2 separate regions of the Homo sapiens genome follow, and region 2 is linked to region 1. Evidence: chromatin contacts called from ENCODE Hi-C or POLR2A ChIA-PET data. All regions are on one chromosome and are shown on one strand. Each heading gives the region's core, a stretch centred on a gene start or an enhancer-like site at or near the end of the contact. The rest is flanking DNA. Distances are from core to core; before and after follow the strand shown.

Region 1 (5,963 bases), core at 1,538-4,037:
GAGTAGCTGGGACTACAGGCGTCTGCCACCAAGCCCAGCTAATTTTTTGTATTTGTAGTAGAGACGGGGTTTCCTCGTGTTAGCCAGGATGGTCTCAATCTCCTGACCTCGTGATCCGCCCACCTTGGTCCCAAAGTGCTGGGTTTACAGGTGTGAGCCACCGTGCCCAGCCTATAGTTTTTTGGTTTTTTTTTTTAACTTTTTTTAATAATAAGAAAATAGAGATGGGGGGCCATCTCACGATGTTGCCCAGGCTGGTCTCAAATTCCTGGACTCAAGCAATCCACCCACCTTGGCCTCCCAAAGTGCTAGGATTACAGGCGTGAGCCACCATGCCTGGCCCACCATTTATTAATTAACAGATAAATTTATATAGCGAGAGTGCATTCTTTCCTGGGATCTTGGAGCAAGCCCAGCCATTCTTTGCCAGCTATGGAATTGAAGCCCCTGCTGCTGCCACTTTGAAAGGGTCTTTGGAGGAAAGCAGTTGAGATTAGCCCATGGTCCTATTAGAGAAGGCACAGTTCCTGAAAGGGTGTACATTGGTTATAGAGCCCAGAGAGTTTGTATTCTGAGTCCTGAATAAAAGGCCCATGCAGGAGAATTGGGAACATGGAGGGCAGAAGTTTGTACTATAATTAGCTCTAGGAGTAACACAGAAGGGGGAGGGAGGGGAGTACAAGCGGCATCTATTTTGAGCACATCTGCGATTGACGGGACATGTGTGCTGGACTGTAATGATCCCAGGGCCAAGTTGCCTGCCTGTGGTGTGTGGTGTGGGGGGGAGGCCTGGGGCAGCAGGAGCAGGACAGCCGGACAGGAAGCCCAGACGGGGTTCGAGCACCTCAACTTCTCTCCTGGGGACACTGTTCAAACTCCGGGGGCCATAGGCCAAGCTGAGCGATGGGTGCTGAGGAGGAGGTGCTGGTCACACTATCAGGGGGAGCCCCCTGGGGCTTCCGACTTCATGGGGGGGCCGAGCAGAGGAAACCGTTACAGGTGTCTAAGGTAAGGGAGAGCCCCTGAAATGAGGCTTCAGGGAAAGGGAACCCAAGGGATCCTGGGAAGAGATGTGTGGTGGCATATGGCGGGGGTTGGGGGGGTGGGAGGCTGTGAAGATGGGGTGGGTGGTGGGCAGGGAAGTATGCTCAAGTCTCATAGTGGGAGTAGCGTCTGACCACAGGCTTCCTGTGGGGGTCTATTAGAAAAGAGAATTCGCGGTTTCCAGGGAGCAGAGGAAAAGGAAAGGCTCTGCTTCAGTTCCCTGCAGCACTGTGGTATCAGAGGCCCAGCTCTGGTCATCCAGTGTTTGTTCTCTTGGGTATGTGCCTCTACTCCAAACTCCAGAAATACGGGGAAGGTTCTAATTTCTCTCTGACTAAACTGATATGTGATGAACTGAAACTGCCTCGAACAGCCTAGCCCAGCCCAGCCCTACCCTGCCTCACCCTGCCCTGCCCATGCCTTCAGTGCTCTTTCCCTAGGTCAGATCCTTTCTCTCACTAGGCAAGACTTTTTTAGGTGCTAGGAGGGTTATGGCAAGATCTGGCCTCACAGATGAAGTCATTATCCTTTTGGTTTCACCCTACAGGCTTAGTTTTCCGAACTGTAAAATGTGGGTAATAATAGTACCTGTACCTACTTCATGGAACCATTCTAAGGATTAAATGCAATAATACATGTAGCACAGTGCCCAACACTTAGTAAGAACTCAATAAATGGTAGCCACTACTACTATTATTACTTTGGCATATATACATTTGTGTGTATACATGGCACACATATACCCAAATAATCACAATCTCCCAGAATACCGCTGGACTCCCTCCAACCTGGAGTACTGTTCTAAAATCTTGACTGTGTAATGGCGCCTGGGGTTACAAGGCCTAGTAGAGAATTACCAGCCAATATAGATATTGCCCTTGGAGAAAAAGCTTGTGGAGATAATCACCATTTCTTTCCGTTTTTTTTCTTTTCTTTTTTTTTGCGACAGAGTCTTACTCTGTTGCCCAGGCTGGAGTGCAGTGACATGATGGCTCACTGCAACCTCTGCTTCCTGGGTTCAAGCAATTCTCCTGCCTCAGCCTCCCAAGTATCTGGGATTACAGGCGCACACCACCACGGCCAGCTGATTTTTGTACTTTTAGTAGAGACAGCGTTTCACCCATTGGCCAGGCTGGTCTCAAACTCCTGATCTCAAGTGATCCACCCACCTAGGCCTCCCAAAGCACTGGGCTTACAGGCGTGAGCCACTGCACCCAGCCAATAACCACCATTTCTAGTTACCTACCCCATGCAGTTCTTCCCAAGCCTCTTTCATTCAATGGTTACCCTATTTCCCACCATATGATGTATTTCTTTCTCCAGTCTGTATACTTTCTTCCCTCTAGACAGGCCACTTCAACTGCAGCCACTTCCATGCATCTCCCCACCCTTCTTACCCTGCAAAGTAAAATCCCCTCCTGTGGGTCCTTCCCATCTTTTCCTTTCATTCTATTCCCTTTGGAGCCCCCTCTTACCTACAGTGTCTCCTTCAACATCTCAGATTCGAAGACGGAGCCAGGCTGGCAGAGCAGGACTCCGAGAGAGGGACCAGCTCTTGGCAATCAATGGGGTCTCTTGCACCAACCTCTCCCATGCCAGTGCCATGAGCCTCATCGATGCCTCAGGAAATCAGCTTGTCCTCACTGTGCAGCGGTATGGACCTCTCTCCTCTTCTCTTCCCCTAATCCAGGGCTCCCATTGCCTGTCTCAGCTCTATGTCTCACTGGCCTGGCTTTAGCAACTAACAGGTACCTATTTCTGCTCGTGCGTTTCTGCTGGAGTGCAGATGGTTTGTGTCTGCCTCCCAGAGGGCTTGAATGTATCTGCAATTAAGGGATGGGGATGTCAGTGGGTATTTGACTGATGAGCCTACTTCAACCCCTGGCCTGTTTCCTCCTCATTACATCTTCCTCTAAGCCTATTTCCACTCACAGCCCTTCAAGCACATTTGCCTCCCAGTTTGTCTTCATATCTCCACTCTTCCCGGCCCACCCATTCCAACTGTATGACAGCCTTCTCTCTCCCTTACCTCTTCCCTCCCCCTTACCTCTTCCCTCCATCCCTTCCAGATCTCTCTAGCTGTCAGTACCCAGCCCATCTCTCAAGCTCTGTCATCTTTCCTATCCAGGTTAGCAGACGAGGGTCCTGTGCAATCTCCATCTCCCCATGAGCTTCAGGTGCTGTCACCCTTATCTCCACTAAGTCCTGAGCCCCCTGGTGCTCCAGTTCCTCAGCCTCTTCAGCCTGGGAGCCTTCGTTCACCTCCTGATAGTGAGGCTTACTACGGAGAGACTGACAGTGATGCTGATGGCCCTGCCACCCAGGAGAAGCCCCGTCGACCTCGCCGCCGAGGCCCCACAAGGCCCACCCCTCCGGGTGCCCCACCTGATGAGGTCTACCTGTCTGACAGCCCTGCAGAGCCAGCACCTACTATCCCTGGCCCTCCCAGCCAGGGTGACAGCCGTGTGAGCTCCCCGTCTTGGGAGGATGGGGCAGCCCTTCAGCCACCCCCAGCTGAGGCTCTGCTGTTACCCCATGGCCCCCTCCGACCTGGTCCTCATCTCATCCCTATGGTGGGGCCTGTTCCCCACCCAGTGGCAGAAGATCTTACTACCACCTACACCCAGAAGGCCAAGCAAGCCAGTGAGTGCCTGAACCCCTTTTCCCCAGCCAGGATCCTTCAATCTGAGCCTTAAATCCAGCCTTCTATAGCCGTACATTCTCCCTACCTTGGGACCCTTGGATACAGTCTTGGGGACAGGAGGGGTAATGAGTAGAAGGGGAGCATAATTATTCTCATGGCCACCATTATTTTTGCTGTTTGAACCAATGTGGCAAAAGGGTAAGGTGATTCAGTTCAACCCAGGAACAGGGTAAGTAGGGAAATTGGAAAGGGACACAAATAGATGAAGGGTTTGGTGGTGGTGATAATTGTTATTGTGTGTCATGATTGGGTGAAAGCAGAGTACAGACACAGGACAGGGGAGTATTTAAAAGCAGGTTGAAGGCGGGGCAAGGTGGCTCATACCTGTAATCCAAGCACTTTGGGAGGCTGAGGTGGGAGGATAGCATGAACGCAGGATTTTTGTTTTGTTTTGTTTTTTGTTTTTTTGAGATGGAGTTTGGCTCTTGTGCCTAGGCTGGAATGCAATGGCGTGATCTTGGCTCATTGCAACCTCCGCCTCCCGGGTTCAAGCGATTCTCCAGCCTCTGCCTCCCGAGTAGCTGGGATTATAGGCACCCGCCACCACACCTGGCTAATTTTTTGTATTTTTAGTAGAGATGGGGTTTCACCATACTGGTCAGGCTGGTCTCGAACTCCTGACCTCAGGTGATATGCCTACCTCGGCCTCCCAAAGTGCTGGGATTACAGGCGTGAGCCACCATGCCCGGCAGAAGCCAGGAGTTTGAGACCAGCCTGGACAACATCGTGAGACTTCGTCTCCAGTAAAAATTTTAAAATTAGCCAAACACTGTGGCACATGTCTATGGTCCCAGCTACTTGGGAGGCTGAGGCAAGAGGATTGCTTGAGCCTGAGAGGTTTGGGCTGCAGTGAGCCATGTTTGCGCCACTGCACTCCAGCGTGAGCAACAGACCAAGACCCTGTCTTAAAAATAAATAAATAAATAAATAATAAAAATTAATAAATAAAAGTGGGTCAAAGCTACAGGGGTTCTTTTTTTTTTCTGGTTTTTTTTTTTTTTTTTTTTTTTTGAGATAGAGTCTTGCACTGTCACCCGGGCTGGAGTGCAATCTTGGTTCACTGCACCCTCCACCTCCTGGGTTCAAGCAATTCTCCTGCCTCAGCCTCCCGAGTAGCTGGGATTACAGGTGCCCGCCACTACACCTGGCTAATTTTTTGTATTTTTAGTAGAGACGGCGTTTCACTATGTTGGCCAGGCTGGTCTCGAACTCCTGACCTTGTGATCCACCCGCCTCGGCCTCCCAAAGTGCTGGGATTGCAGGCGTGAGCCATTGGCCAAAGGATTCTTTATAGTATTAATAGCAGGCACCTTTGACATTTGCAAGTTCAGTTCGGATTCCTGGGGACTGAGAGGCTATGGGATGATCATGAGATCCCGAGGAAGTGGCAGAGGGAGGGAGCTTTGGCTCCTTATCTCAGGCAAGAATGTTGGCCTGGGCAGAAAAAGCCCATTCCACTTATCTCAGGCTTTGCTATTTTTGATGTGAGCTACAGAACAAGGTCTAAGGGTAAACGTTCTCCCTGCTCTATGCCTCCCGTGCTTTCCCACAGAGACCGTTCTTGTTACCTCCAAAATCTCATGATTCCCCCTCTAGTTATATTTCTTCCCTCTCCTCCACCATTTTGATTCCTGATCTATAGAACTTTGTGTCTCTCAGTTTGGAGTGGAGGCTAAGGACATGAGAGTTGAGAGTCTGACATCCCTGAGTGTCCAATATCCCAGGAATTCCAGATGCGTGCCTAGGATCCTATGCTTTCCTCAATTCTCCACTTATCTCCCCCTCCCTTCCCATAATGCTGGATGAGACTGTAGCTACTGGCTCAGAGATATTTTTAGTCAAGCAGACCTCATTGTCTACTGGGGTGGGGTTGGGGGAAGGGAAGGCAGGTGCCCACATCCATCACACCGGCACTTGTGGGGCAGCCCAGAGAAGGGAGAGGGCCAGGCTCCAAAAATAGCACAGTGAGCTCATTCAGCTGCCAGCTCTGGGGACAAGACAAAGGGGCTTTAAAAGGCGTGGGGGGTGGCTCAAGCTGGTCCTGCTCCAGCCAACACCGCCTTTCTCAGCATGGAGACCTTTGAGCCCATCAGCCAAGAGCCCCTCAGCCAAGCCAGCTATGACAAAGCCCCAGACCCAGTTCCTGAGCTCCAAGACTCGTTCTATGCAGGTACTACCCTCCCATATCTATGAGAGTCTGGGGTCTAGAATGGAG
Region 2 (5,963 bases), core at 1,509-4,008, 220 kb before region 1:
TTCTTCTAATTGTGTGAATTCTAATTTTCTACTTTATTTGAATGTTTCAAAAAGTAAAAGGCAGTGACAAACCTATGGTAGGGAGTCATATTTGTTGAAAGGCAGCTAGCTCCACTTATATAGTACTATGAGTCACCCCTGAGGCTTCACTCCAATATTTTTCTCATCACTCTTCCTTTTACCTAGAGACACAATGCAAAATGCTTTACGTGGTTACCCCAAAACACCTAGTGTTGAACCCTCCCCTCAGTCGGGATGATGTTCCTCTCACAGCAGGCACATGAGACTGGTCAGGGTTGTAGTCCTGTTTTACATTTGCCCCAGGATACTCCTAGGGGACTCCATGGCAGCCCTCCTCTGTGCTTGTTCTGACCTCTCAGGGTCTCCTCCACTCCACCTTCCATTCATGAATAGAAAGTTTCAAGTATCAGCCTGGAGGTCAGGAAGCAAGTTGCCTTGAGCACTTAGGAAGGGCACATTGATGATCAACTGATATTCAAAGTTGCTTCTGCTTTGGAGATGGATGACAGAAACTCAACACTTACTGGCATCCCCATGTATGCAATCTCATTGCCCTACCCCACACTGGGACTTGGGACCTGGCTCTCACCCAGGTGCTTTGAGATAGGAAGTGGCCTTACTCTCCACTTTACCTCCTGTTGCCCTGGGGAGGGGTAGGGCATGGTGCTCTGGCACTGCTACCCTTTCCCTTGGCCCTCTCTACCCTTCTCCCAAGAGAACTGCTAATGCTTTTCCTTTAGGGCTTCATGCCCTCCCATTCCCTAATCACCCCTACTGGGCAGTCTGGTTCCCAAAGCAGCTCTCAGGGCTGTTGGGTCAGGACAGGAGGGGAGCACTCCTGGAGAGCTCTGCCCCACCCACCCCTCAGGGAGGCAGCTTGGGAGGCTGGGACACCTCTCAGCCCCCTCCTCTGGCAGAGCGAGCCTGCTGGCGAGGGAGACCCGACTCCCAGTGGGCGTCCTGCTGTAATCAAGACTGAGTGGCAGCCTCTGGCTGAGCTCCACCCTGCCCAGTTGGGGCTGGCCTCAGCCTCAGGGGACAGCTGCCCAGGCAGGTCAGGAACCTGCCCAGCCTGTTTGTCCCCCATCAAGACAGTTATGTGCCTCTGTCCCACCAACTTGTGATGGTGGGGACAGGAGAAGGGATGGTATCTCCCTCTGCCATCCCACAAATATTTACTGAGGGTCAGGGGCTGAGTGTACAATGGTGAACAAAAGGTGCAGAGGCCCCGCTTTATTGGAGCCTACAATTCAGCGGGAAGCTAGTTTTTGTATTTTTAGTAGAGACAGGATTTCACCATGTTGGCCAGGCTGGTCTCGAACTCCTGACCTCATGATCCACCCGCCTCAGCCTCCCAAAGTGCTGGGATTACAGGTATGAGCCACCACGCCCGGCCCAGCAAATGTAGTTCTAATTAGGCACCAAGTACTATTCTAAGTGCCTTAGACCATTTAATGCTGACAGGCCTATGAGGTAGGTAATATTATTGTTCCCAGCCGGGCGAGGTGGCTCATGAAGCCACCTCTGTACTACATACATACTTCATTACTTCATGTATGTACTACATACATACTTCATTACTACAACATAATGAAGCCCCGTCTGTACTAAAAATACAAAAAAATTAGCCGAGCGTGGTGGCGCGCGCCCATAATCCCAGCTACTCGGGAGGCTGAGGCAGGAGAATCGCTTGAACCCAGGAGGTGGAGGCTGCAGTGAGCCAAGATCGCACCACTGCACTCCAGCCCGGGCAACAGCGCAAGACTCCGTCTCAAAAAAAAGATTCAGTGACTTACCCCAGGTCACAGAGCTGATCAGTGAGTTGCCTAGAAATCCAATCCAGGCAGTTTGATGCAAGTTCACGCTTAGACAGCTATGAGATAGCTCTACTGCCCCTTATACCAGTCAATGCATCACTACAAAATGTGGTAGGTGCCAGAAAATAAAAGTACGAGGGTGCCTTGCAAGAAAATGGGGATTTCCCCTTTCTTCCACTTTCTCTTCTAGCCCCCACTGCACAAAGCCTTTTCAAGTCTTCCTACTTCACCCCTTTCATTTCTGGCCGGATAGAGAATACTCTTTCATCTCTGCAGTTATGGTGCAGGAAGGCAGAGTCCTACCTGTATCCTTGCCCCTGGCCTGGTCTCCCTGATCAACCCGCGCCTGAAGGGTTTCTTTCTAATAATGGCCCTGGTGCTTGCGCAAGTCTAGACTGTCAGCTCCCAGAGGGAAGGCGGCTGGCAGCTGGCTCTGCGCAGGCTGGGGGCGCCTCCCGGGCGTGCAGCCTGGCACAGGCTCCTTGACCTTGGCTCTCTCCCCACGTGCTAGGAGCCCGGTTGGGGGCTCGGGACCCGCGTGTAGGACCCGTCCAGAGAGGTCAGTGGTCCAGACTCCTACACTCCTAACACATGCACCCTCGCATGCACGTTCCCGAGCCCGCGCGGGGTCCGCCCCGGGACAAGCCCATAAGTCGCGAACCTTCCAGCTCCGTCTGCCCAGACAGGTGGCCCGGAGCGGGGACCCCCTCCCCTCGGCTGCCCCGCGCGCCTGGCCCAGCGAGGGCGGCTCCGGGGCGGGGCGGGGCCGGCGGCGGGAGGCCCCTCCCCGGGGGCGGGCCGGGGGCCGGGCGGGGGGGGGGACTGGCGGGGCCTGGGGGCGGGGCGGGGCGGGCGGCGCGGGGGTGTCCCTCCCTCCCTCGCTCTCCCCGGTAAAGTCTCGCGGTGCTGCCGGGCTCAGCCCCGTCTCCTCCTCTTGCTCCCTCGGCCGGGCGGCGGTGACTGTGCACCGACGTCGGCGCGGGCTGCACCGCCGCGTCCGCCCGCCCGCCAGCATGGCCACCACCGCCACCTGCACCCGTTTCACCGACGACTACCAGCTCTTCGAGGAGCTTGGCAAGTACGGCCCGCCCGCCGCGGTCCCCTGCCTGCCCTGCCGCCCGGGAGCTATGCGGCTTCTCGCCCCGCCCCCCGGCCCTGCACCGGCCGCTGCGGCTCCCCCTCGGCCGCCCCACCCCCGCCTTTCCCGCCCGCCGCCTTCGGTCCCCGCGCCCCCCGCGCACTGCCCCGCATCCCCCTCCGCGCCCTGCAGCAACTGGCGGGGCCGCTGCTCCCCACGCGCCGCCGCGGACACCGCAGACCCCGGACCGCTCCCGGGTGCCCTCCAGCCCCGCCCCTCCGCACCCTTCAGGCGCCCCCCTCCCGACCACCTCCCAACGCTGCCCGGTTGCTCACTCCGCACCCTGAACCCAGGTCCCACGCGCCTCGCACTCAGGACCCTCCCCAGCCCTGCAGCCCTAGCTCTGCTGCGGAGCCCGGGCGTGGGGGGGCTGTTTGGCGCCCGGCCCCGCCCCCCGCGGGTGCCGCTCCAGGCTCCCAGCCCCGCGGCTGGGCAGTGCTGCGGCACCCCCGTCCCCTCCCCCCACCCCTGCAGTGGTCCCGGGAGCCGCGCCGCAGCCTCAGCATCCCCCTCCCCTCCGCACTGAGCTGGCCGCTGCAGCAGCCCCGGCCCCCCACCCCCACCCGCGGCGCCGAGCCCGGCCACTGCAGCCCCCGCCCCGCCCGCCCCCCCAGACGTTTCCAGAGCTCAGAGTGCGAGCTCCCGTTTGACGGGGACGTCAAGGAAAATAGCATGGGAAGGGGAGTTCTTGATGTCTGACTGTGTCCTCTCTTCCCTTGCTGTCAGTTGAGCCGGGATGCAGTGAGATGAAACCGGCTGTGGGGGGGTTTGAGCCTCACTTTGCCCCATGGTTGAGGGAGATTTCTCTTTCAGGGGATGATACCCTCTTTTTAATCTTTCCTTCCCCGACCTTCAACTGTTCCTGCTGAGAGAAGGGCAGGGTCTCTCTGCTCCCTTCTGCCCTGGTTCTCTTGGCCGGGACCGCAGGGCTGTCTGAGATGCAGCAGGTGTGTGTTTTCAGCATCGCCCACCCGCTCCTGATGTGCAGCCTGAGGTGGAGGCTGTTGCCTTGCCCAGGGACTGGATGAGGGGGTGGGAGCGCGGCACGCCACCCACATCTGTTCAGTGTCCTGCGGTGGCCGCGTCCTTTTGCCTCATGTTGGATGGTGGTGGTCACAGCGCCGGTGTGTGTGCATGTACGTGAGTGTGACTAGAGGTCTGGTGGTGGGAGCATCATCGTCCCCAGACTTGAAGTGTGTCTGTGTCACTCTGCCCTGCTCCGTGTCCCAGTTCTTTTCCCCTTCTCCCTCCAGGGGTGCTTTCTCTGTGGTCCGCAGGTGTGTGAAGAAAACCTCCACGCAGGAGTACGCAGCAAAAATCATCAATACCAAGAAGTTGTCTGCCCGGGGTGAGTGTTCCCTGTCTTGACCTCTTCCTGAGGGTGCCTCCAGGGGCCATGGTTTCTTTTGAGGAAGCCCCAGGAATTGGGGGTTGTGCGTTTTAGCACTTGGAGAGGAGTTGGAATTTCAGACTGGTTGGACTTTGTGTCAGGCTGAAGCCAGAAAAGGAGTTGCATGGGGGACTGGAAGCGCCCAGGTACAAAAGAATGAAGGAAGAGATGCAAGTAGCTGCAGTGGCCCCCAAAGGCTCAAGGGAGTTCGGTCTTCAGGGAGGTGGAGGATATGGGGGTAGTGGGTGGTACAGAATGGGGAGCTCTTAATTTGGGGCATTTGGAGCCTCTCCCTTTGGGGCAGTGGTGGCTACTGCAGGCCTTTCCTGGTCCCTGTGCCCCAGTGGTGACTTAGGATGGAAATGCAGTAAGTGAGCAGCTCTGACAAAGCCAGCCTCCCCTGCCCACCAGGCGGCAGAACAGACTCCCAAGGGAAGGGAATCTGTAAACATCAGGGGAGGCTGCTACTGGCGAGGGCTTCTCAGGAACAAATTCTGCCAGATGAACTTGATTGCTTTTTTGATCAAATTACAAAGTTGGTGGTGCAGCAGCAGATGTAGTCTGTCCTGGGTGGAGGGTGATGCCTCATGGTCTAGAAATCCCAAAGGCCCGGTTTGGGCAGGAACTGCACTGCCTCCGAGTCTGAGGAGCATAAAGGCCAAGGCCTTGGGGCCTCACTTGCGAGATCCTCCCAAGTACCTGAGGCTTGGAGGGTCAGGGCCTGTCTTTCACACCTTGAACCTACACTCTCTGAACTTCCTATTGGGTACTTGCCAAACTCACCTCATCTGATAGGTGTAGACCCAGCAATGTGTGAAGTGCTCTGGGAACAGGTCTGGTGAGTACAGAGGTCAGATCTCGGAGGGCTGCAGGGTGCAGCTGGGGGACAAAGGTTGTGAAACTCAGAGAAAGGAATTAGGGCTGGGCAGTAGGATGCCATAAATATATTAGGAGCCAGGACACATGCCCTGGGGAAGACATGGGCTTTGGCCAATAATGACACGGGTTTCTCTGGGATAAGAGACATAATAGATGTCCCAAATGCTTAGAGAAGCTCTACAATTCCACGGGCTTCTGTCGTGTTGGCAGTTGTTCTGGGACCTGTTTAGCAGGGCCGTGTCCACTCCCTGACTGGGGACTCTCTCTCCATCCCTCTAGTAGGGCACTAATTGCTGACTCCCATCCAGCTCCATCTCTTGCTGTTCGTGTACATTGCCTATAAAGTTGGACTTGTTTGTTTTCTTTCTCTCTGGGTACCTTGAGTCTGAGGATGGTTGCCATAGAGATATGTGGGCAGTCAGATACCCTGGAGTGGGGGTGGGGGGGACAACAGGGGCTGGGCTCTCTGGCAGACATCCTCTGGCCAAGGATGGAAGGTGCAGGCAGGAACAATGGCTTGAGGCTGGATACCTCTCTTGCCCACACAGCAGAGCCCTGGTGCATCAGAAACAGGGCTGGCATCTGGTGTCTCCAGTTGATGATGCAATGCTTTGCTCTCTTCATCTCACCAGTGTCCTCTGACCCATGGGTAAGAGAAGGAGAGATGGCTGGGAGCCGAATTCTGGGATGTGAGGATAGGTGATGTGGTGACTTCCTG

What was found. Hi-C counts contacts between places; a loop is a spot of excess contacts on that map. ChIA-PET counts read pairs that join two places held with the same protein, here RNA polymerase II (POLR2A). Pooled maps may share reads with other maps.
Region 2: a map of PC-9 shows a loop between it and region 1 (10-fold over the local background). The contact joins the promoter of CAMK2G here to the promoter of SYNPO2L-AS1 in region 1. A Hi-C loop is called at or near these places in 3 of 168 maps with a recorded cell type or tissue (K562, PC-3 and PC-9), 6 of 37 single-sample maps with no recorded cell type and 15 of 50 pooled maps. POLR2A ChIA-PET finds 5 or more read pairs at or near these places in 2 of 52 experiments (BJ and K562).

Annotation. Positions count from the first base shown.
Region 1 is chr10:73,650,863-73,656,825 of GRCh38, reverse strand. It overlaps SYNPO2L-AS1 (SYNPO2L antisense RNA 1), which reads right to left and starts at 2,787. Exons shown (of 3, transcript NR_187519.1): 1 at 2,520-2,787. It overlaps SYNPO2L (synaptopodin 2 like), which reads left to right and starts at 797. Exons shown (of 4, transcript NM_001114133.3): 1 at 797-1,008; 2 at 2,546-2,697; 3 at 3,173-3,687. The coding sequence starts at 904. RefSeq lists a silencer at 561-855.
Region 2 is chr10:73,871,350-73,877,312 of GRCh38, reverse strand. CAMK2G (calcium/calmodulin dependent protein kinase II gamma) reads left to right here and starts at 2,758. Exons shown (of 23, transcript NM_001367534.1): 1 at 2,758-2,916; 2 at 4,230-4,324. The coding sequence starts at 2,852. RefSeq lists an enhancer at 2,036-2,145 and silencers at 2,366-2,645, 2,656-2,815, 2,876-3,045, 3,306-3,365.